Regions from separate parts of the Homo sapiens genome. Here region 2 is linked to region 1. A link is a loop called in an ENCODE intact Hi-C map of the cell type or tissue named here. Cell type or tissue: PC-3. All regions are shown on one strand. Links, peaks and the distances in the headings refer to the core of each region. The heading gives the core; the rest is flanking DNA.

Region 1 (12,358 bases), core at 2,502-10,501:
TTTGGGGCTGTGTAATAATATACACATCAGTTTATAATTTCTATATCTACCTAATAAATACAACCATTCATCATTATGTTGTTACTTTCTTTACCTCCAATCGTACTTTTGCCTTAGATTCTAAACAGTTTTCTTCTGAATAGTATTTGTCTGATGTTAGGATATCTCTTTTCATCCTTTTACATTCAAACTTTCTAAACCATCATGTTTCAAATTTATCTAAAATTTTTAGTCTTGATTTTTAATCTAGTCTGATCATCTTTAGCTCTTACATCAAACCCCTAGACAATTTGCATGTATTAAAACTGTTGATAAATTTAGGCTGGGCGCAGTGGCTCATGCCTGTCATCCCATCACTTTGGGAGGCTAAGGCGGGTAGATTAGTTGAGGCCAGGAGTTCAAGACCAGCCTGGCCAACTTGGTGAAACCCTGTCTGCTAAAAATACAAAAATTAGCTGGGTGTGGTGGGTGGTGCAAGCCTGTAGTCCCAGATAATAAGGAGGCTGAGGCTTCAGAATCACTTGAACCTGGGAGGCAGAGGTTGCAGTGAGCCAAGATCATGCCGCTGCATTGCAGCCTGGTTGACAGAGTGAGACACTGTCTAAAAAAAATTAAAAAAAAAAAAGAGAGAAAAATGCTGATAAATTTAAATCTATTTCTGCCATCTAATTTTGTACTTCCCGTTTGTTTCTTCTGATCTGTTTTTTTCTTTCACTTTTGCATTCTTTAGGATTACTATTTATGCTTTCATTTCTGCCCCCACCTCTTCTAGTTTGGAAGTTATTTACTCTGTTTCTATTCATTTAGGAGTTATCCTAGAAATTTTAATAGGTACATTTTAACTGATTAAAGCCAGAGTTCACAAGGATATCCACCCTCTCTCAAACAATACAAGAACCTCTAAAACCCCCTCAAAACTAAAATCCCCCCAAAAATGCATTATGAATGTTGTTTTATACAGTCCATGTTTGTTTAGATTTACTCAGAACTTTACCATTCTTTTGTATTTTCATTTTAGATCTTCTGTGTAGGATCACTTTCCTTCTGCCTAAAATTCTTTCCCTTTTTGTTTGAGTTGGAATGTATTTATTTATCCCTCACTCTTGAAAAATATTTTCACTGATGAAGAATTCAAAGTTTACTATTATTTCTTTCTGCATGTTATCAATATCATTACACTGTCTTCTAAGTTCCCTAATAACAATTGGAACTTTGAAAGTAATCTTAAAATGTCATCTGTTTTTTCTCTCTGACTGCATTTATGATGTTTCATTTTTGTCTTTAGTTTTCTATAGTTTCACTGTGAAGTATCTAGGTGTAGATTTTTATTCATCCATGTTTCTTGGTTTCTTTAATTTTCTTGACTCTGGATTGGTGACTTTCATCAGTTCTGGAAAATTCTGGACTCCTTTCTTTCCATTCCTTCTGGGACTCTGATAACACATGTGTTATTCTACCCTCCATGTTTGTCAAACATCTCTTTTATAGTATGTCTCTCTTTATCTGTCTACGCTGTATTCTGGAAAATTTCAAAAATATTCTGTTCACTAATTCTTTCTTCAGCTTTGTCTCATTTTCTGTCAAAGTCACCCATTTAGTTTTTAATTTATATTATTTTTATTTCTAAAGTTCTGTTTGGTTATTTTCCAAATCTGTATTCTCTTAACTCATATTTTCAGCATCTCTTTAATTTATTAAAAATATTTAATATATATACTTTAAATTCTATTTCTAAAAATTCCAATATCTGAAGCATTTGTGGGTCTGCTTCTACTAACTGATCTTTTTTCTACTTGTTCATACTTATGGTCTCTTGATTTCTTCTATGTATGTGATTTCTTTTTATGTTATGTGATCCTTAGAACTTTATATATAGAAATTGAGTGACAGCTGAAATGAAAATGAGTTCTCTGGAGAAGATATTAATTTACTGCTGGTAGATGCTTGGGATCACTAGCAATTCAGAAACATAAACACTAAATTCTCAGCTTGAAATTCTTCAGACCATTCATGTGAGACCTGGTTTGTAGCTATGAATCCTCTGGGAAGCTTTTTTCCCCTTAACTATGCTCCATTGTTTGAGACAATTGTCCTTGAATACCTTTGGGGTGTATCAGCTTTATGAAGAGTATCCTGTTGGATTTCCCACATTAGGAAGGGTCTGAAGACCCATAAGACCATGATAACAGTTCATGGTCTTCCAGTTCATCCAGCTTAGGAAAAACCCTAAAGATGAAGATGAAAGGTGGCTTTTCTTTTTTTTTTTTTTTTTGAGATGGAGTCTCGCTCTGTCGCCAGGCTGGAGTGCAGTGGCGTGATCTTGGCTCACTGCAACCTCCACCTCCTGGGTTCAAGCAATTCTCCTGCCTCAGCCTCCCGAGTAGCTGGAACTACAGGCACCTGCCATCACGCCTAGCTAATTTTTGTATTTTTAGTAGAGGCAGGGTTTCACCATGTTGGTCAGGACGGTCTCCATCTCTTGACCTCGTGATCCACCCACCTCGGCCTCCCAAAGTGCTGGGATTACAGAGAGAGGTGGCTCTTGTAGCTACTTTTATTTGTCCCCCATCCTCCACCCCTAAGTATTCTCACTTGATTGCCTGCTCTTCAATGCATTGCAAGCTTTTAAAAATACTTAATTCTGAATTTTTAGTTGATTTTCATGCAAGTTTTGATCAGACTATAATGGATAATTACTTGGTTCTGACTATAGTGTCATGTAAAATGGACTAATTGCAACTTTTTAATCCACCTAATAAGGTCCACTTTCCTCAAACCAGGTCCAAAAAGTCCCCAACTTATATATCCCTATATATTAATGGTGTAGAGAAACCCAAGTTCAGGGCTTTTAGTGAGCCAACTGCCCTGATTTCCAGTGTACTATGACAATTAGAAAGGTAACTCCTGGCTTCCCAACCCCAACCACTTATTCATTGAATCCTTGTAGTAATATGCCTTAAACAAAAGTGAAGAGTTACTGATACCCAGGACTACTAAAGTTGACAGCTCCTTTCCCTTCTGAATGCGAAATAATAAACACTATTGTAAACTCTAGAATGGTATTTTTAAAAATAATAATACTATTAATAATGCTTCAGGTTCAGTATAAATTAACTCGACTAGACTCATAAGCCTCACCAATGTATATGAAGATTTTGAGTTCCAAACAATTAACTTAGAAATGAATTTTTTGAGGCAAGCATCTCATGAGTTGTAGCTAACATGTATCCAAGTCAGGCATTTCCTAGACTAACTCTGCACAACCTCTTATTACTATTCTTAGGTGAAATTTATTAATAGTATTACCACCTTCATTTATTATAGAAGAAAAGTTATAAAGTATTTAACAAACTGAATTTATTGAAGCTCTTAGGAAACTATCTTTAAATTATTTTATCAGGACCTGCCTTTTAATATTGACTGAGATAGTGTTGTTAAGGAAAACATCCTCCTGGCATGTTGTCCTTTTTATACTTAGCAGCAATATCATGAATTTCAATCTGAAGGTAAAATCTCCCTCAACAAGACATGTGAAATACTTTTAAAATAAAGAGAAGATGGAGGTGGGGATTCGGGATCAATATCTTCCCTGAAAGTTTGCCTTTCTGAGTTGTTTCACACCTCAAAGCTCATAGAGTTAGCATTCTATGTTGATTTAAAATCCAGTTTAATAAAAATGTTGTCTTCCAGTTTGTGGACAAAAGAACTCAGATAAATTTTGACACCTTTACTACCAAATCTGAACATATCCAAATATTTCTAAAATTCAATGGGTCGATGATGATATTTGTATATCTTGCTGTTAAACTTTTAGTAAGAAAATACAGTAAAATTCTCAAAAATAATACAGCACAGCAAAAGATCTTCTTCTGCCTTTTTCAGGTGATTTGCCAAAAATTGTAAATAAATTTTCTTACCTCTGACCAGTTTCTGCTTGTTCTCCCTTATCTTTGTTCCTCAATCTGCCAGACATTGTAGAACTTAAAACAGTCCTTGGAGTTCAGAACAAAGAATAATTGAAGCAGAGTGTCACCAACAGATGGTAATCAGTGGAGTCAAATTTTCTTCAGAGATTCTTTGAGGATTCTCCTTTGGACTTCAAGAAAGAGTGCTGTGTTTGTGTAACCATGTGGCATTGCATGGGAAATAATTTCCCAACCCCACCTACAAGATACTCCACGTAAATACAGTCTTCCTTGTATGGCAGCTCTGCTCACACCCATTTAACACTCTCAGGAGAATGAGTAATCACATCCAATGAGCAATGTCATTAGAATTTTCTGGAAGGAAACATAAATGATCATCTAACATGATGATAATAGTTCAACAAAATCAGCAGCCCCATAAGCAACCCTAATCCTAACGTAAATAGAGAGATTATCAAAACAAATTGCTGTGTGCCAAGTTTTGCTTTCCTAAAATATGAGAAAATAACTAGCCAAACATTACATGCATTTGTATATGATCAATTCTAGAAGGGGAAAAGTGCAACATTCCAGCAAATAGAACTCAGTCAAATACCAGGTCAAATGGTATAATTCCACAGCACAAGTTCATATGAAACAGAGACTTGTAACTCCAAAACAGATGACAAACTCTCCCCATCTCTTACTATTGCAAATTATAACAAGATAAAAATGAACAAGGACTGAGAGTTCTTCTGGGCTTCAAAAGTATGGACATCATCTTTCTCTCTGCTGTTGTTTCTGATGTCACAGACCCAAGTCTTAGGCAAGTAAGACTTGCCAAAAAATGGTCTGGTAAGACCATTTTTGCTTGTAATCTTCTCTGGGAAAGAAGGAACAGAAAGAAGGATCTGTGAAACTGATCAACGTCTTCTTAGTTTGGTGAGAACTTATATGTTTCCTTTGTAAAAAGGATGCAGTCTCACCTGACTTTCTTCATTCACGGTGCATAATTCCAGAAGTTTCTTCCCTTCTTCTCGAGACTGCCAATCAGGACAGCTGGGCTTGGCTGGAATGGAAAGGAGGAATTTGGACCCATGATCCTGTCCATTTGCCTGACTGTATGCAAGTGACTTAATAAAATTACTGCATCAGTGTGTAGTGACTTCTTTCTGCCTGCTGCACAGCTGTTTCCTGGGCCTTCCCTTCACTTCCCTCTTGGACTGAGTTGTGGATCAGGAACATATGACATTAGTATGTATACTGTGCATAGTAATTATACTGTGTTCTCCCTATGGTTACTTAATAAAACTACCAAATAGGTGCTGCTAATTCAGATTCTGTGATGATGTAGGTACAGCCATTGATTACTACACAACCCATTTATATGCCTATCTGATTTTTGACACAAACATGTTGTACTTCCTCTTTAAATAAGCAGGCATTAATTATTACATAATGTATGCAGGAATTCATGAGGATAGGCTTAATATTAGAATTAGTAGGAAGGTTTTAAATCAAGTGGCCTACTATTGAGCTAGAAACAACTCACTCCAGCAAACCAGCTGGCTTAACTACTCCCAGTTTGTGAAAGAAAAAAAAACTTTAACATTTGAGTCACTGTATCATTTCATGCACAAAGACTTCATGGACATACCAGAAAGACAAGCTTTACCACATTTGCATTTATTCTTTTTTATAGTTGTTGTGATTTTGCCAAGTGCTTTATGACCATTTTTTATTAGCTAGGCCTCTCAATAGTTCTGTGAGGTATAGATTAGGAGGTAAAACAGGTACTATAAATGATGAAGCAGGAAGCTAACTCTACAGGGACATTTTATTCCAAGAACGCCTGTGTGGAAGAATGCACTTTCCCATGTCTGCCAGAGGCACCAGGAAATAAAAGTCAGTCTGCATACTACTGAGTCATTTACAAAAGCCATTTTCTTCATAAAGCACATATGCATCTCTCCTCACTCACTCACTCTTGCTTTCTCTCTCTCAAATCAAAAGCGAGCAAAGCTCAAGTGAGTCTATATTTCAATTCAGAAACATTTATTATCATATGTCATCTCCCTTGTTAATATCGTATTTTTTTAAAATCCTCAGTCAAGGTGATACCTTGTTGATATCTTTAAATATGAATTATAAGCCACACTAAACACTTCTGTAATCATACCTTTCTTTAACAGTTTTTTGTACAAGTTGGAGGATTAAAAAAGGCATTTATGGGCTGGGCATGGTGGCTCATGCCTGTAATCCCAACAGTTTGGGAGGCTGAGGTGGGCAGATCACTTGAGGTCAGGAGTTCTAGACCAGCCTGGCCAACATAGTGAAATCCTATCTCTAGTAAAAATATAAAACTTAGCCGGGCACGGTGGCATGGGCCTGTTGTCCCAGCTACTCTGGAGGCTGAGGCAGGAGAATCGCTTGAACCTGGGAGGTGCAGGCTGCAGGAAGAAATCATGCCACTGTGCTCCAGCCTGGGAGCAGAGCAAGACTCTGTCTCAACAACAACAAAAAAGGCATTTATGTAAGAAACTGAAAGAGATATTTGGGTTTTTTTTATTACTTGCTATTACTGTCTCATTTTACAGATAATGAAAGCTAATGTTGAAAGAACGTTTCTAATGAAATTAGTCTATAGACAAACTCCATCTTTTAGAGAAACTCTTTGTCCAAAAACTGGATTTCATGGTTCTTAAAGATGAAAATAGAAAACTAAAACTAAAGAATAATTCTCTATGGACATTTATACAAATTGAAAATAAATCTGTCATGATTCTGTTAATGAACCCATTGACTATTTTTCATTTTATATTCATTTTATTGTGTATTTGTGGTATGATACTTCACTTAACATACAGTTTTTAACCCTTATGTAAAAAATATATGTGAAATAGTTTTGTTCTTTAATGGAGCATGGGGGCCTAAAGGGAAAAAATGCCAATGAAGATAAGCCATGTACATAGTCAAGATGTACATTATTGAAATGGATTCTAGAACCAGCTGCTAGGGTGGAATTGATTTGGCATTATTTTATGATGGGCTCAATCACTTGCCCTGAATCAGTGTTCAAATCTCATCTTTTTTGGTTTGCCCATTGTGTTTTCTACTTCTTCTCCAAGTTGCCTCCTCTGGTTCTAGGCTATGCTATGTAGTTGCCCTTGACTTATCCAGATCTTGCCCTATTCCTTTGAATGAACAAAGCCTTCAAAGATAGCTTCCTTTTGTTTTCAGCTATCTTGCGTATTTTTCTGCATGCCTTCACCTCTCCCAGATGACCATATGTGTCTTGGCTCCCAAAGCCAAGGAGTAGTTGATACATATTCTTTACATGGTTATAAAACTAATAATATTCTTTGCTAAAGTTTGGCTTCTTTGCCTAAACTAGTATTATTTTCATCACTAGAGACCATATAGTTTCTGCCCTCATGGAGATTATAGTCTAGTTAATAAAGACCAAATATAGGCCGGGCAGGCAGATCACGAGGTCAGGAGATCAAGACCATCCTGGCTAACATGGTGAAACCCCGTCTCTACTAAAAATACAAAAAATTAGCCAGGTGTGGTTGCAGGCACCTGTAGTCCCAGCTACTCGGGAGGCTGAGGCAGGAGAATGGCCTGAACCCCAGAGGCGGAGCTTGCAGTGAGCCGAGATCGTGCCACTGCACTCCAGCCTGGGTGACAGAGTGAGACTCCATCTCAAAAAAAAAAACTATATATATATACACACACACACACATATACATATATATAAGCATGTAAATATATAAATAATAAAATTTCTGATGGTAATGAGTGCTAAAACAAAAAGAAACAGAATAATGAGATAGAGCGATGGGCAGAAGACTATTTTGGCTAGGATAGACAAAGCAGGCCTCTCTAAGATGAAGATATTTGAACTGCATCTGGAATGATGAGAAGACAGCAGTTGTCTAAGGATTCAGCGAATAAGCCTTCCTGGCAAAGAGAACAGGTTAATCTAAGTCCCTGAGGCTGAAACAAGCTTGGTACATTTAAGGAAAGCTAGGGCGACAGGCAAGGGTAGTGGGAGATAAGGCCAGAGAGGTAGGCAGAGGCTAGATTGTGAAGAGTTTTTGCAAGCCATGGTAAAGACTCTATTTTGTTCTACTTGCTATAGGGAGCTACTAGAAGGAAAAAATCATGGGGCAAAGTCAGGGTTTAAGGAAGGCTATGAGGGTGCTGCTGTGTAATTCAGGAGAAATAATAATATTCTGGATTATACTTGCAGTGCAAATGATAAGAAGTAGACAGATTTCAAATACACATAGCAATCTACCCATCGGAATTACCAATGGATTGGATGTGGATAGAAGAAGGTGACTATTAGCTTTTGGGCCATTTGATAAGGAATAGAGGTATGGATAGATGTGTGGGTATGGGGTGAGAAAGGAACCAAAAGTTCTACTTTAAGCATTAAAATGTTGAGATGTCTATTAGACACCACAGTAAAGATGTGTCATAGACAGCCTCAGGGACTTGGATTAACCTGTTCCCTTTGCCAGGAAGCCTTATTCTCTGTCTTTAAGCATTAAAAGGTTGAGATGCCATTAGACACCAAAGTAAAGATGTGTCCTAGACAGTTGTCACTCAAGGAAATCACCCTGCATATTCCATCCTATGAACCTCAGCTAATAGCATTATAATTTCCAGGCATTGTAGGAAGACAACTGAAGTTTTTGAGGCATGCTTTTGGCTTACTGGTACACTAAGAGCCCATTGCTTGGTAAGGCTTTCCAGACTCAGGTTATCAGAAAGACAGATGAAATTTTCAGACTTTATCCTCTTCCCTGGGCTTTCTTTAATGATTGATTGCCCCCAGGAGACCCTTTGCAAAAGTGAAAGATAGAGCCCCATTATTTTGGTAATATGTACCAAAAAGCTTAAAACACATAGCAATAACAGCAACCATAAATTCCACCAAAAGAAGAGGACAGTAGTGTCCTTGCACTCACCATGGAGGCATTAAGATGCTCTCTGATTGTCTCACATTCTATGACACTAATTCAGGGGTACTGTGGGGGTTATGGGAGTGGGTGGGTGCTTGGCATCTTAATAAAGCTTGGATAGGATCTATAGAATCACTAAAATTAATTGTAAGAGCACCCCAACATGTCCTGAAATCAGGCCTTAAGTCCTGTAAACATAAGGGCAGAAGTCCCCCCAGCCAGACACACACACTGCAATGGGCACCTCTGGTTATAAACAGTTCCTATAAGAAGCACAGAGTAGATTAGCCATTGTTGACTCACTCTGCCCTGGGCTGTCCAGTCAGATTCAGGCATGTGCTAATTAGTATGACAGGACAGAAGCTTCTTGAGCTGAGATCTTCCGTTTAGACCCTCCATTTAGTTTGCTTGGCAAGCACAGAATCAAGTTCAAGTGGTAAGTTTAAAAACACGATATTAAATGCTACCAAATACTAAGGCCAGCATAGGTGAAACTCGAATCATCATAACAGAAGGTAGAAATATTCCTATGGAAACTTTACTGTGTCCCTACTCCCATCTTTTAACAAAGAAGTCTAAAAAACAAAAAAAAGTGAAATAATAATGAAATGTCAAAAAGTCTCTAATAATTAAACTATTCCTATGTGTTACCTCACTACTTTATGCTACAATGCCCCTAGAAACCCCTCACAGCAAAGGCCCTCAAATTGGAGACTGGTTAGGAGCCTAGGACTGTGGATAGTGGCCTCATGCCTGAAGCCATGGGGGCCGACCTGGAGCCTGGGGCTATGGGGCCAGCCTGGAGTCTGGGTGTTTGGGTGCTGGCCTGGAGGTTAGGTGCAAGATCTGGCCTGGATACTGGGGCAATGGGAGCTGGCCTGGACTTGGATCCACTGGGGCAGTCCTGGATCCTGAGTCTGTGGGGCTAGCCCAGTACTAGGGTATACTGGGAGAGCCTGGACCATTGGTATGCTGTAGTATAGGGATGTAGAGCCCAGCTTGGAAGATGGGGCTGCAGGGACTGGCCTGGTATTGGGCAAGCCTGGATCCTGTATCAGTGGGTGCTGGCCTTGGGCCTGAGGCCAGAGGACTTGCCTAAAGCCTGGGGCTGTGTGGGCCGACCTGGCTCTGGGCTGGTCTGGAACCTGGGGCACGCATGAAACCTGGCGCTCCAGGGACTGGCCTGGCCTGCATGGGCCTGGAGTCTGACTGGAGGCCAAACTAGAGGCTGGGAGATTATATCTGCAGGGAAGTTCTGAGGCTGGAGTCTGCAGAAGCTGGCCTGGAGCTGCGGTGGGTGGGCCTGGAGCCTGGGGCCTGGGGCAACAGAGGCTGTACTGTTGGAACCTAGGGCTGTCTTGGAACCTGGGACAGTGGAGGCCAGCCTGGTGCTGGAGTGGGCCTGGAGCCCAGGTCTGCAGGTGCCAGGCTGGTGGCTTGGTCTAGCCTCGTGCTGGGGTTCACTGAGATGGGCCTGATGCTGGGGTGTGCAGCAAAGTTGGGTGCTCACTTCATTCTCCTTCCCTCATGCGAAGGGTATCTCTCTCTGAGCTGCTCTATCTGAGCTTGGGGAAGGGTGTAATATGAAACTGTCCTTCCTACCCTCTTCAATGCATCTTATTTCCATGCTTCACCCAGGTGGCATAATCTCTCACCTTAGTTCTTGTGAAGGTATTTTCTTGCATGGATGGTTGTTCAAATTGATATTCCTGTGAGGGGATAAGCCCTGGAAAGTCCTATTCTATCATCTTGCTGATGCCATTCTCTATTATATTCTTTATCTGCAAACTTTCTGGCTACTCTGTGAAATTAGGGAGACCAGTAATTGGAGGATAAAAGGGCCAGATCGCTATATATTTAGATTCTAGAGTGATTAAAGTTTGGGGACACAATAGATGTAAACTCACAAACCCAGGCTCAACACCTGCCCCAGCAGCAGGCCAGCCCCAAGCTCCACACTGGTCCTTGTGGTACTAGGTTCCAGTAGACTCACGGTCCAGGCCTGCTCCAGGAGACTCAGGATCCAGGCCCACCACCATAGTATACCCTGGTGCTAGACCAGTCCCTGTAAACTGAGACTCCAGGACCACCCCTGCAGATCTATTTTCCAAGCCAGCCCCTATGGACCTAAGACCCAGGCCTTCCCTCACAAATTTAATCTCCAGGCATGCCTTAGCACCAGATAGGCTCCTGTGGACTCAGGCTGCAGGACCATCCCAGTGGACCCAGATGCCAGGCCAATCCCAGTACCTGAATGACCCCTGTGGACTCAGGCTCAAGGCTCACCCCAGCACCAGGTTAGCTCCTGTAGACCCAGGCTTCAGGCTAGGTCACACAGACATGGGTTCCCAGCCTGCACTCACAGACCTAGACTCTAGGTGCACTCCCATGGACTCAATCAACAGGTTCCACCCCAGTGAATTCAAGTGCTAGGCCCAACTCCATGGACCTGGTGCCAGGCCCACCTACCTGCTAACCCAGGCACTAGACCATTGTGCCTAAGAATGAACAGTAAGCCTATCCACAAACCATACCAGACAGCTTGCCAAGAATTTCTGCATAGGCTGACTGGTGAAGGGCTTTTCCCAAACCAAGTCAGTATGCAAAGACTGGAATAAATCTCTACTTCAAATGTGCAGACACTAACAGCCACAGAGATCAAGCACAATCAAGGAAATAGGACACCACCAAAGGAACAAATTAAAGCACGAGTAACCAATCCTAAAGAAATGAAAATTTATGAACTCTCTGACAAAGAATTCAAATTAATTGCTTTAAGGAAGCTCAGCAACTTTTAAGTTGTATAGCATGGTGCTTTATTATACATATACATTGTAAAATAGTCACAAAAATCACACTAAATAACATATCCATCAGTTCAAACATTTGGTTTTGTTTGTGTGTGTGTGATATATATACTTGAGATCTCTTCTCTTAGCAAATGTAAAGTATACATCACAGTATTATTAACTATAATCACCATGATATACATTAAATCCCTGGAATTCATTCATCTTATGATTGAAAGTTTGTGCTCTTGAAGCAACATTTCTCCATTTCTCCCACACTTCAAACTTTGGTAACAATCCTTTTACTCTCTGTTTATATGAGTTCAAATTTTTTAGATTCCACATATATGTGGGATCAAGCAATGTATGTTTTTCTGTGTCTAGTTTATTTCCTTTAACATAATATGCTCCAGGTTCATTCATGTTATTTCAAATGGCAGAAATTCCTTAAAGCTAAATAATATCTCATTGTATATAAATACATGACTTTTTTTTTTTTTTTTTTTTTTTTTTGAGACAGAGTCTGGCTCTGTTGCCCAGGCTGGAATGCAGTGTCATGATCTTGGCTCACTGCAACCTCTCCCTCCCAGGAACAAGTGATCCTCCCATGTCAATCTTCTGAGTAACTATGACTACAGGCACGCACCTGGCTGATTTTTGTTTGTTTGTTTATTTGTTTTGTAGAGACGGG
Region 2 (12,358 bases), core at 2,851-10,850, 88 kb before region 1:
ATTCAACAAAACTTAAGGAGTCTATTACCTACCAGGCACTATGCTTGGCACTGAGGTGCAGCAGTGAACAAGAAACAGTCCCTGCCATCAATGTTAGAATGGTGACAATATGCTGGAGTCAAGTGCTAACATACCTTGGCTCAAGAGATGGAAAGACACCTGTAAAGATGGCGATACCAGTGAAACCATGCTGCTTAAAGCTCTGAATTGCATCCTACCATCAATTCATTCAGTTGACAAGCTCTTGTGTCTGCCCCTACCTGATGTCTACAAATTGGTGATATTGGCATTGTCCCTTTGGGGCTAGTGGAGACTGCTATTCTCAAACCCAGCATGTGGTCTACTTTTGCACCAGTTAACACTACAACTGAAGTAGAGTCTGTTGAAATGCACCAAAAAGCTTTGAGTGAAGCTCTTCCTAAGGATAATGTGGGCTTCGATGTCAAGAATGTGTCTGTCAAAGATACTCGTCATGGCAATGTTGCTGGTGACAGCAAAAATGACTCACCAATGGAAGCAGCTGACTGCACTGCTCACATGATTATCTTGAGCCAACCAGGCCAAATAGGTTCTGGTTATCCTCCTATACTTGACTGTCACACAGCTTATGTTGCTTGCAAGTTTGCTTGATTGAAGCAAGATTGATTGCCACTCTGGTAAGAAGCTGGAAGGTGACCCTAAATTCTTGAAATCTAGTGATGCTGCCATCGTTCAGATGGTTGCTGGAGTGTTGAGAGCTTCTCTGACCATCTCCCTCTTGGTCATTTTACTGTTCATAATATGAGACAGACAGTTGCTGTGGGTGTCTTCAAAGCAGTGGACAAGAGGGCTGCTAGAGTTGGGAAGGTCAGCAAGTCTGCCTGGAAAGTTCAGGAGGCTAAATGAATATTATCCCTAATACCTGCACCCTAGTTTTATTCAGTGGTTGAAGAACAGTCCCAGAAGTATTTGCCTGAATAGGCCATTTTAAGTTTAATAGTAAAAAACTGATTAATGATAGCAATGCATTATAAAACCTTCCGAAGGAAAGGAGAACATTTTATGGAACATTTTTGGGTTTTTTTTGTGTGAGAGTTCTTAAGTTGTTAGTCTTTAAAATAATTACTTCTTAATGGAAATAACCTGACCAAAAAAAAATCTGTCATAGAACTTTGAAACCCATTAAAATATATTTTAATGAAAAAAATAGACTTAAACATAAGACGTGAAAAGTGTAAAGCTCTTAGAAGAAAACATGGAAAAACTTTCATGACATTGGTCTTCGCAATAATTTCTTGGCTACAACACCAATCATGGATATATGATACGGATGTTTATAAACATATGCACAGGCAACTAAGGCAAAAATAGACAAGTGGAATTACATCAAACTAAAAATCTTCTGCACCTCAAAGAAAACATCCTGAAGAGTGAAAGGCAACCTATAACATCTAAGAAAATATTTGCAAACCATACATATGATAAAGGGTTACTATCCAAAGCATATAAGGAACTCCTATAACTTAACAGCAAAAAAAAAAAAAAAGACCTGATCAAAAATTGATCAAAGGACTTAAACAGACATTTCTCCAAAGAAGTCATACGAATGGCTAAGAGTTATATGAAAACATGCTCAACATCACTAATTATGAAGGAAATGCAAATCACAGTTGGATATCATTTCACACCTGTGAGAATGCCCATTATCAACAACCAAATAAACAAACAAACAAAGATAAGTGTTGGAGAGAGTGTAGAAAATTGGCACCCTTGTATACTGTTGGTGGGAATATCAAATGCTACAGCAGCTATGGAAAACAGTTTCCCAAAAAATTAAAAATAGAACTACCACATGATCCAGCATTCCCACTCCTGGGTATTTATCCAAAATAACTGAAATCAGGATCATAAAGGGATATTTGCTCTTCCATGTTCTCTGTAGCATTACTCAGAATAGCAAAGATGTGGAAACATCCTACATGTCCATCAACAGATGAATGGATAGTGAAAATGTGTTATATACATACAATGGAAAATTACTCAGCCTTAAAAAAAGAAAGAAAATCCTGTCATTTGCCACAACATGAATGAATCTGGAGAACATTACACTAAGTGAAATAAGCCAGTCTCAAAAAGACAAATACTGCATGATTCCACTTAAATGAGACATCAAAAATAGTCAAACTCACAGAAGCAGAAAGTAGAATGCTGGTTGCCAGCCAGGGTCCGTGAGTAGAGAGAAATGGCAAGTTGCTGTTCAACAGGTACAAAGTTCAGTTATATAACATGAATAAGTTCTAGAGGTCTGATATACAACACTGTGCTTATAGTTAACAATACTGTACCATAAACTTAACAATTTGTTTATAGAGTAGATCTCATGTATCTGTGCCTCCACAATAAAAAAAAAAAAATCTCAAATCCATTCCCTTTCCCACTTTCTCTTTAAGCTTTCTCTAGTTGAGGTTCTCAACAGTTCTACTAAACAATTACCGTAGCCTTCTAACTAGTCTCTATGTCTCCAACAGGCTCCTTTTATCCAATTCAAAGCACCTAAATCTAAAGTTACCTCTTTAAAATATAGATGTGATGTGGAAGCCTCCTAAATATATACCATTTTATGGTTATTTCCTATTAGTCAATGCCAAAGCAGTTAGCATAGTATACAAAGTTCTTCATAATCTGACCAAACTACCTTTGTAGCCTCAGTATCAAGTTCCATAAATCCCACACTCCAACCACATGAAATTAGCAGTTATTTGAACAAGTTCTTGTGCTTAATTTAATATTTTGTTACTTCTTCCATTCCCTATGGCTCAAATTGGAGTTATCTGATGTTAATCTTCCTCCTTAATGCCCCATATCCTATAAATAATAACTCCACAGACAATCATGTAAAACTTCAGACTATTACAATTTGCAATGCAAAACATATTAAATAATCCTAGCTGGTTATATCAAAAGGAGGAAGTGAAATATATTGTTTACCTCTTAAAAACCAAAATATTTACAAGGGTCATAGGGTATGATTATCAAATTATATTTTTCAGTATGGATTTAAAGACATAGGTTGGGGCCTATAAAAGCAGTTGTTCTTGGAGATTCTTTTCTTTCCCTAAACTTTGCCTGGTAAGTTCATCCACAGAAGTAAATTCCATACCATCATCCTCTTCCTGAACTCCAGTCAGAGGTTTCCTTCTACTTAGAAGATATTCCTATTAGAATACCTGGCACATCCAAAATTAAAAACATCATCTTCCCTCAAAATATGATCCTCTTACCATATGCCTTATTTTTACATTTTCATGCTAACTTTTCCCTAATCTAACCTTTTGCAAACTTTAGAATCAGGGAACAACCTTTCCTTTATTAACACATCAATAACTAGTTAAAACCACATGAACTCTGTGTCTGCATTTTACAAAAATGACCACTAGATTGCATTGTTGTCTGGTCAAATAGGCTAAGGATATAGCTGTATGTTACCACTTAGTACTAATTCACCAAGATAAGCTGCAATATTGTCACTTATCTAGAAAAATAAACATAAGTAAACATGTGACTGTGTGTTTAAATAATTGTTAAAAGGTAACAAAATAATTCATACTTTAAATAAAACATTCACCATCACAGTTAGTTAAAATGCTTAAATTTAACAACCATGAAGTTAATTTTTGAAATTAGGTTCATTTAAAGGTGCCCAAATATTAAGCAAATATTGTATACTACTTAAAATATTTTTATGAAATATCATACCTAACATTATGTCTTTAAGATTTAAAATGTCTAAATATGTAAAGGTCTATTAAAATGCACATAATTTATCTGAATCAAAATGAAAATATATCTAATAAGTAATACCATTCATCTGGACTCTTTTAGCTGTCTCTTAATATACAAATGCATTCCTTTTCTCCAAAACATGGCAGCTGGGAATGAAAGATTTCAAATTATCATTTTCACATCATATTCCATCATCTTTTCATCAGTTTCTCCTAGCTTTTCTTTGAGCTCCATTCTTTTACAAGAGGTCTCTTTTTAGATCAGTCCATATTTCCATAATCCACACTGCTGTTTCCTCCTCTTCTCCCCAGGGTAGAATAACCCCCACATCCAGAACTATGGCCTACAACTGTCATTAAGCCTTATAACAATAACAAGATAACAAAAGATCGGGTGGAGAAGAGGCTAGCTGGTAACATATGTTGATCAAGTTCAATATTTTCAGCTAGTACACAATAATTTTAAACTTAAAAATTTTAATAATGAAGTACCTTCATACCTACTTCTTATCCTAAAGTGTATTTCAGGCTTAAATTTTAAATATTAATAAGTAACCTGACAATACTTCCTTTAAATCGTTTATCTATTAATAATGTGAAAGGGGGAAGGAAAAATAGAAATCACACCAAAGAGAAAGGTGAGATGGCAATTCATGGATAATTATTCATTTTATAACCCACTCAACTTAGCCTTATTTTGCTAAAAAAAAATTAGAAAAATTCCCCTAAAAGTCATTTTAAAGCAATATACAGTTATAATAAACAAAATTATTTCAAAGTAACATATTTTATGAGTTAATAATGAGTTTATGCCAATTTTGCAAGACTTTATTTTCTACCGAGTAACATTTTAAATGCTACTCTTGTTGTTTCCATTATTTGTTTCACTTCACAGTTAACTAACTTTAACTTCTTTTCAAACTAAAGATAAATTTGAAATGCAAAACTTTGAACTAGAAGAGAGATTTTCATGTCATGTTATATTTATGTTTTTTCTCCCGACTTCAGGAGAATTGCTTCTAATTCATCAGCCTATGTTAGGTAACCTTGAAAAAATAATTTCTCCACTCTATTTCTCTCAAAGATTCAGAACTCTTTATAGAACTAAATTCCAGTTTCACTTTTGACAAATGTTTACAGCTTAATAAAGAGTAAGCTTTTGGGAAACCAGATTTATTTCTTTCAATCAGAATCATTTATCATTATTTAATTTCTATAGATTGCTGCATAACATCAGACCTTCCAGGTCTGGCTTGAATCATTTATATAGTTAGAATGTAAATTTCACTGCCATAAAAATAGATATAAAAACCTCACCTCTAAGAACTCATTAAAGTAAAAATCTGTTCACCCTTCAACAGAAAAATAAGGTCATTTGTACAGGGGTTTTCAAATACAATTTTATTATCTAAAATGTACGCAAAAATATTCTTTTCAATGGGAGTCTGCTAGATGAAATATTCCAGCAAATACTTCAACTATAAAGCAAAGTTCATAAAATATCACTATGTTTTTCCAAATTAGTTTCCCTGTTTGCATTAAAATTTTAAAATTTTAGCAGTAGAGAATATAAAATAAGCATGCAGGTAAAATAAGAATGTGATTATGTTTTGCCTTGAGCTTCCTAAACTGCGCCTGCTAAAGAAATAAAAATCTAGTCTACATAAGATAGATAGATACAAAGATATGTTTATGATGATGATTTTAGATTTACTTTTATACATTTTTCCACGTTTGCCCCTTATAATGTTTCGTTCTGATTCATCTTTTTTAGTCATAAGAATATACCAATAGTATATTGGTATAGTGGTTATACCACTATAGTGGTTGTATGTACAAAGAAGCCGATAGGAAATAATTGCTATTTTAGCATTACTGAAATATATAACTAATAAAATTTTTGGAATATGAAACCAAGTAAACAGCCATAATATAATTATAATTATCTTACATTTACCCATCATCTCTACAAAATTTATAAATTTTTATTTAATTAAACATTAAGAAATCAATTTGTTTTAGAAATACGAGTTTATATATAATATTCACAGGGTTAGAAAAAGGAGTTTATATATAACATTTATAGGGAATTTACTATTACATATCAAAAATTGGTTCAAGACATTTCATTCTTTACATTTGAAAAAACAATAGTTGATATAGAATGCAATGAAATTATTTCTGTCTCATGTAATTGACTGGTAGTTAAAAATGACAGAATCAAGCCCAAACAACCAAAAAATATCCAATTTTTAGAAATCCACGATCATTTAAATATTTATTTTCAGAGTATTAGAATTTAATAAATTATTTCTGAATAATTTATATCTTCTTTATGATGATGCAAGAAGCAAAATTATAGAATACTCAATGTGTCTCAATTTCAAATAATGAAAAACTAATCATTCCTACCAAATACCTTTTAAATAATACAAAATTTTTTAAATTATGAATGTATAAAAAAATTGTTTACTAATAAAACAGGCATTCTTCCTAAACTATGCAGACCTTAACTCCTACCTGCATCCTTTTTTTATTCAATAATGACCCATCCTTTTTATATTCAATAATGACCCATTAGTCATTATTAAATATAAAAACAAAACTGTATATAGTACTGAGTAGACTGGATTTAATGTCAGCTAAGTAGCTGGCTGCCTGCCATTCATTCCTATGAAGATGCAGCTGAAGGGTAAAATTTAAAATTCTCTGCTGTTTTTGTATAATACATAATTTTTACTACTATTCATTCTTACAGTTATACTTTAAACTGTTTCCAGATAATTTCTACCAAGATTTGATTAATTAATGGAATTTTTATTATTGTTATAATTTAAAATAATCATGTAACATATGCACTTTTCTAAAAGCATTTCTTAATGCATTTTCATTATTTATCATGGAAGCACATACTAGGTTGTCAGTATATACTGAAATTTAATTTCACCTCCTACAGAAATGAGGGACAGAGGAGAGAACAAACAAGTCAGGTACTATCATGAACAGTCAAGGACCTATTAAATCTTCATGCTACCTAACCCCTCTGCTAAGTTACATCATTTCATTCAAACTTTGTTGAATTCCTACGATATGTGTCATAACACCAGTTTGAAATCTTTCCAAATTTAAGGTGAAACACCACTCTTAAATCCATCCTTCTTAAATTACCTTGCCTATTATTTTTCCAAGAAAATTAAGATAAGTTATCATGAGTTTATTCAACTTCCTCTGACTTGTCACTCATTCAACTAGCCGTTCAAAAACACTTATTCATATCTTATGTTCCAGCCACTCTACTAGATGTGGAGATTGAAAAATGAGAAAGTTCTGCCCCTTTTCCTTCAAGAAACATACATACAGCCTAGGAGAGACAGAGACATGCAAAAAAAAAAAAAATGAAAATATAGTTAAAATTAGAGGTACATATAAGAAGCTACGGAAGTACAGACAGGTTGCCTTGGAGGCTCAGGAAAGCCTTCAAAGAAGGATTAATTTTCAAACTGAGTTTTAATTAACAGAACTGGACCACACAAAAGAAGAAACAGAATGGAAAAGTAAAAACAGAAATTCCACAAAAAAAAAAAAAAAAGGAAAAGAAACAAAACCTAAGAAGACAGGGATAGTGTGTGAAGGAAGTCTGACCATGCCCTCTCATTTGCTGAATATCTTCCACAGTGCTTCAGACAGACCTTAACTCCTACAATGAATCCTGTGAACTATCATGTCACTGATAGCAGGGGATTTTTTTTTATGGCAAAACCCATATAACTGACAGGGTTAGGATTCAAACTCATGTCTATATTACCAAAAATTTATGTAAATCTTCAATTAAATAAAAGAAACAACATTCCAACATCTCTATCACTCTACTACAACTTCAAATCATGAATTAATTTCATCATTCTGTCTTTCTGCTACAATAGGGTATCACACTCAATTATCTGAACTATATGGCAGTGTCCTCCACTCTCACCCTAAAAAGAGGACCAACTAAAGGACAAAACTCAGTGATCAAAAAATAAGGCTTAAAGATCACCTTCTATGTACTCCTCCTAAACACCAGCATTTCCTCATGAATCTCAGTCTTGCACTCCAATTAGAAGTAGAGCCAGAACACAAATTGGATAGTCAAGACCCACTGGTGTGCTATATTCAGGAGACCCATCTCACATGCAAAGATACATATAGGATCAAAATAAAGGGATGGAGGAAAATTTACCAAGCAAATGGAAAGAAAAAAAAGCAGGGATTGTAGTCCTAGTCTCTGACAAAATAGACTTTAAACCAACAAAGATCAAAAAAGACAAAGAAGGGCATTACATAATGGTAAAGGGAACAATTCAACAAGAAGAGTTAACTATTCTAAATATATATGCACCCAATATAGGAGCACCCAGATTCATACAACAAGTTCTTAGAGACCTACAAAGAGACTTAGACTCCCACACAATAATAGTGGGAGACTTTAATACCCCACTGTCAGTATTAGACAGATCAACAAGACAGAAAATTAACAAGGATGTTCAGGATGTGAACTCAGCTCTGGATCAAGTGGACCTGGTAGATGTCTACAGAACTGTCTACCCCAAATCAACAGAATATACATTCTTCTCAGTGCCACATCACACTTATTCTAAAATTGACCACATAATTGGAAGTAAAACATTCCTCAGCAAATGCAAAAGAACAGAAATCAAAACAGTCTCTCAGACCACAGTGCAATCAAATTAGAACTCAAGATTAAGACATTCACTCGAAACCCCACAATTACATGGAAATTGAACAACCTGCTCCTGAATGACTCCTGGGTACATAATGAATCAGGCAGAAATCAAGAAGTTCTTTGAAACCAATGAGAACAAAGAGACAACATACCAGAATCTCTGGTACATAGCGAAAGCAGTGTTAAGAGGAAAATTTATAGCACTAAATGGCCACATCAGAAAGCTAGAAAGATCTCAAATTGATGCCCTAACATCACAATTAAAAGAGCTAGAGAAGCAAGATCAAACTAATCCAAAAGCTAGCAGAAGACAAGAAATAACTAAGATCAGAGAAGAATTGAAGGAGATAGACACATGAAAAACTCACCAAAAAAAAAAAATCAATGAACCCAGAAGCTGTTTTTTTCTTTAAATTAACAAAACAGACCATTAGCTAGACTAATAAAGAAGGGAGAAGAATCATACAGACACAATGAAAAATGATAATGGGGATATCACCACTGATCCCACAGAAATACAAACTACCATCAGAGAATAATATAAACACCTCTATGCAAATAAACTAGAAAATCTAGAAGAAATGGATAAATTCCTGGACACATACACACTCCCAGGACTAAACCACGAAGAAGTCGAATCCCTGAATACACCAATAACAAGTTCTGAAATTGAGGCAGTAATTAATAGCCTACCAACCAAAAAAAGCCCAGGACCAGATGGATTCACAGCTGAATTCTACCAGAAATACAAAGAGGAGCTGGTACCATTCCTTCTGAAACTATTTCAAATAACTGAAAAGGAGGGACACCTCCCTAACTCATTTAATGAAGCCAGCATAATCCTGATACCAAAATCAGGAAGAGACACACAAAAAAAGGGAAAACTTCAGGCCAATATCCCCAATGAACACCAATGCGAAAAATCCTCAAAAAATACTGGCAAATCGAATCCAGCAGCACATCATAAAACATCCACCATGATCAAGTGAGCTTCATCCCTGGGATGCAAGGCTGGTTCAACATATGCAAATCAATAAATGTAATCCATCACATAAATGGAGCCAAAAACAAAAACCACACGATTATTTCAATAGATGCAGAAAAGGCCTTTGATAAAATTTGACATCCCTTCAGGTTAAAAACTCTCAATAAAATAAATATTGATGAAACATATTCCAAAATAATAAGAGTTATTTATGACAAACCCACAGCTAATATCACTGAATGGGCAAAAGCTGGAAACATTCCCTTTGAAAACTGGTACAAGACAAGGATGCCCTCTCTCACTACTCCTATTCAACACAGTATTGGATGTTCTGGCCAGGGCAATCAGGCAAGACAAAGAAATAAAGGGAACTCAAATAGGAAGAGAGGAAGTCAAACTACTGTGTCTGTTTACAGACAACATGATTTTATATTTAGAAAACCCCATCATCTCAGCCTAAAAACTCCTTAAACTGATAAGCAACTTCAGCAAAGTCTCAGGATACAAAATCAATGTGCAAATATCACAAAGTATTCCTTTACAAACTACCATCAGAGAATAATATAAACACCTCTATGCAAATAAACTAGAAATAACCAAGCAGAGAACCAAATAAATCATGAATGAACTCCCATTCACAATCACTACAAAGAGAATAAAATACTCAGGAATACAGCTAACAAGGGACGTGAAGGACCTCTTCAAGGAGAACTACAAACCACTGCTCAAGGAAATAAGAGAGGACACAAACAAACGGAAAAGCATTCCATCCTCATGAATAGGAAGAATCAATATCATGAAGATGGCCATACTGTCCAAAGTAATTTATAGATTCAATGTTATTTCCATCAAACTACCATTAAATTCTTCATAGAATTAGAAAAAAACTATTTTAAATTTCATACGGAATCAAAGGAGACTCCATAGAGCCAAGTAAAAAGTAAAACCCTAAGTAAAAAGAACAAAGTTGGAGGCATCACGCTACCTGACTTCAGACTGTATTACAAGGCTACAGTAACCAAAACAGCATGGTACTGGTACCAAAACAAACATATAGACCAATGGAACAGAAAAGAGACCTCAGAAATAACACCACACACCTACAACCATCTGATCTTTGGCAAACCTGACAAAAACAAGCAATGGGGAAAGGATCTCCTATTCAGGAGCTAGGAAAACTGGCTAGCCATATGCAGAAAACTGAAACTGGACCACTGCCTTACACCTTATACAAAAATTAACTCAAGATGGATTAAAGATTTAAATGTAAAACCAAAAACCATAAAAACTCTAGAAGAAAACCTAGGCAATATCATTCAGGACACAGACATGGGCAAAGACTTCATGACAAAAACAACTTCAACAAAAGCCAAAATTGATAAATGAGATGTAATTAAACTAACAGAAAAAGAAACTATCATCAGAATGAACAGGCAACCTACAGAATGGGAGAAAATTTTTGCAATCCACCTATCTGGCAAACGTCTAATATCCAGAATTTACAAGGAACTTAAACAAATTTACAAGAAAAAACAACCCCATCAAAAAGTAGGCAAAGGATATCAACAGACACTACTCAAAAGAAGACATTTATGCAGCCAACAAACGAGAAAAAGCTTAACATCACTGATCACCACAGAAATGCAAATCAAAACCACAATGGGATACCATCTCACGACAGTCAGCATGGTAATTATTAAAAAGTCAGGAAACAATAGATGCTGGCGAGGCTGTGGAGAAACAGGAATGCTTTGTTGGTGGGAATGTAAATTAGTTCAACCATTGTAGAAGACAGTGTGGTGATTCCTCAAGGATCTAGAACCAGAAATAACCATTTGACCCAGCAATCCCACTACTAAGCATATACCCAAAGGAATATAAATCATTCTACTATAAAGACACACGTACACATTTGTTTGTTGCAGCACTATTTACAATAGCAAAGACATGGAACCAACCCAAATGCCCATCAATGATAGACTGGATAAAGAAAATGTGGTACATATACACCATGGAATACTATACTGCCATACAAAGGAATGAGATAATGTCCTTTGCAGGGACATGGATGAAGCTGGAAGCCATCTTCCTCAGCAAACTAACACAGGAACAGAAAACCAAACACCGTATTTTCTCACTTATAAGTGGGAGTTGAACAATGAGAATACATGGATACAGAAAGGGGGACAACACACACCAGGGCCCATTCGGGGGCCAGGGGTGAGGGGAAGGAACTTAGCGGACAGGTGAATAGATGCAGCAAACCACCCTGGCACATGTATGCCTATGTAACAAACCTGCAGGTTCTGTACTTGTATCCCCCCCTTCCCCGGCTTTTTTTTTTTAAGAAAGAAGATAGAAGAAGAAAGAAGAAAGAAAAAGGAGAAAAGCCAGAACAGCTCACATCTGATTCCCAGTCCAATCTTCCTTCTCCTAACAGACTTCTGGAGGGCAAGAACCACATCGTCTTCTTTACAGCTTTATTGTGCCAGACAAGCACCTTTCAAAGTACTCTACGAGTAATTTTAAATTCTTAAGACAACTAGAGCTACATGCTAATTGCCTAGGCTATGTTCATTTGTTTAAAATTTGGTAAAATTTTTCATCTCTAATTTAAGAGTAACAATCAAAAATATAACTTAAAATACCTTAAAAATATAGCATTACTTTTATAATTCTTACAATTTTTCTACATATCTATTCACTCTGTTTATTATACACAGTATAACTAAAAACACCACCAAAAATATTGATGCTTGTGAGACCGTATGTCTATATTTCATAAAGACCTTTGCTCTTGTGTTAGTATGAAATGTTTCCCTATCTCTGGAGTCTATCAATAAAGTAGATTATAAAGCCTCATAAATTAAAGACACTGTTCTGACTAAC

The links. Peaks named below come from ENCODE experiments on the same cell type or tissue, not always from the same donor. Only the 100,000 strongest peaks of a DNase experiment are listed, where the experiment ranks them.
Region 2: it touches region 1 in a loop (2.8-fold over the local background); 5 of 110 quality-filtered maps call a loop at or near these places.

What each region holds. Positions count from the first base shown.
Region 1 is chr1:197,778,073-197,790,430 of GRCh38, forward strand. It overlaps a transcript of DENND1B not described here. Among named protein-coding and RNA genes, the nearest start is that of DENND1B, 8.8 kb to the left of the region's middle. RefSeq lists an enhancer at 9,805-10,305. In PC-3, for the core only: no CTCF peak of the experiment used is centred there; DNase peaks (open chromatin) are centred at 5,659 and 9,189; H3K4me3 peaks cover 301 bases; H3K27ac peaks cover 3,828 bases.
Region 2 is chr1:197,689,751-197,702,108 of GRCh38, forward strand. The region is part of intron 3 of DENND1B (DENN domain containing 1B); the gene reads right to left. It also overlaps the pseudogene EEF1A1P32. Among named protein-coding and RNA genes, the nearest start is that of DENND1B, 80 kb to the right of the region's middle. In PC-3, for the core only: a CTCF peak has its summit at 3,425; a DNase peak (open chromatin) is centred at 6,851.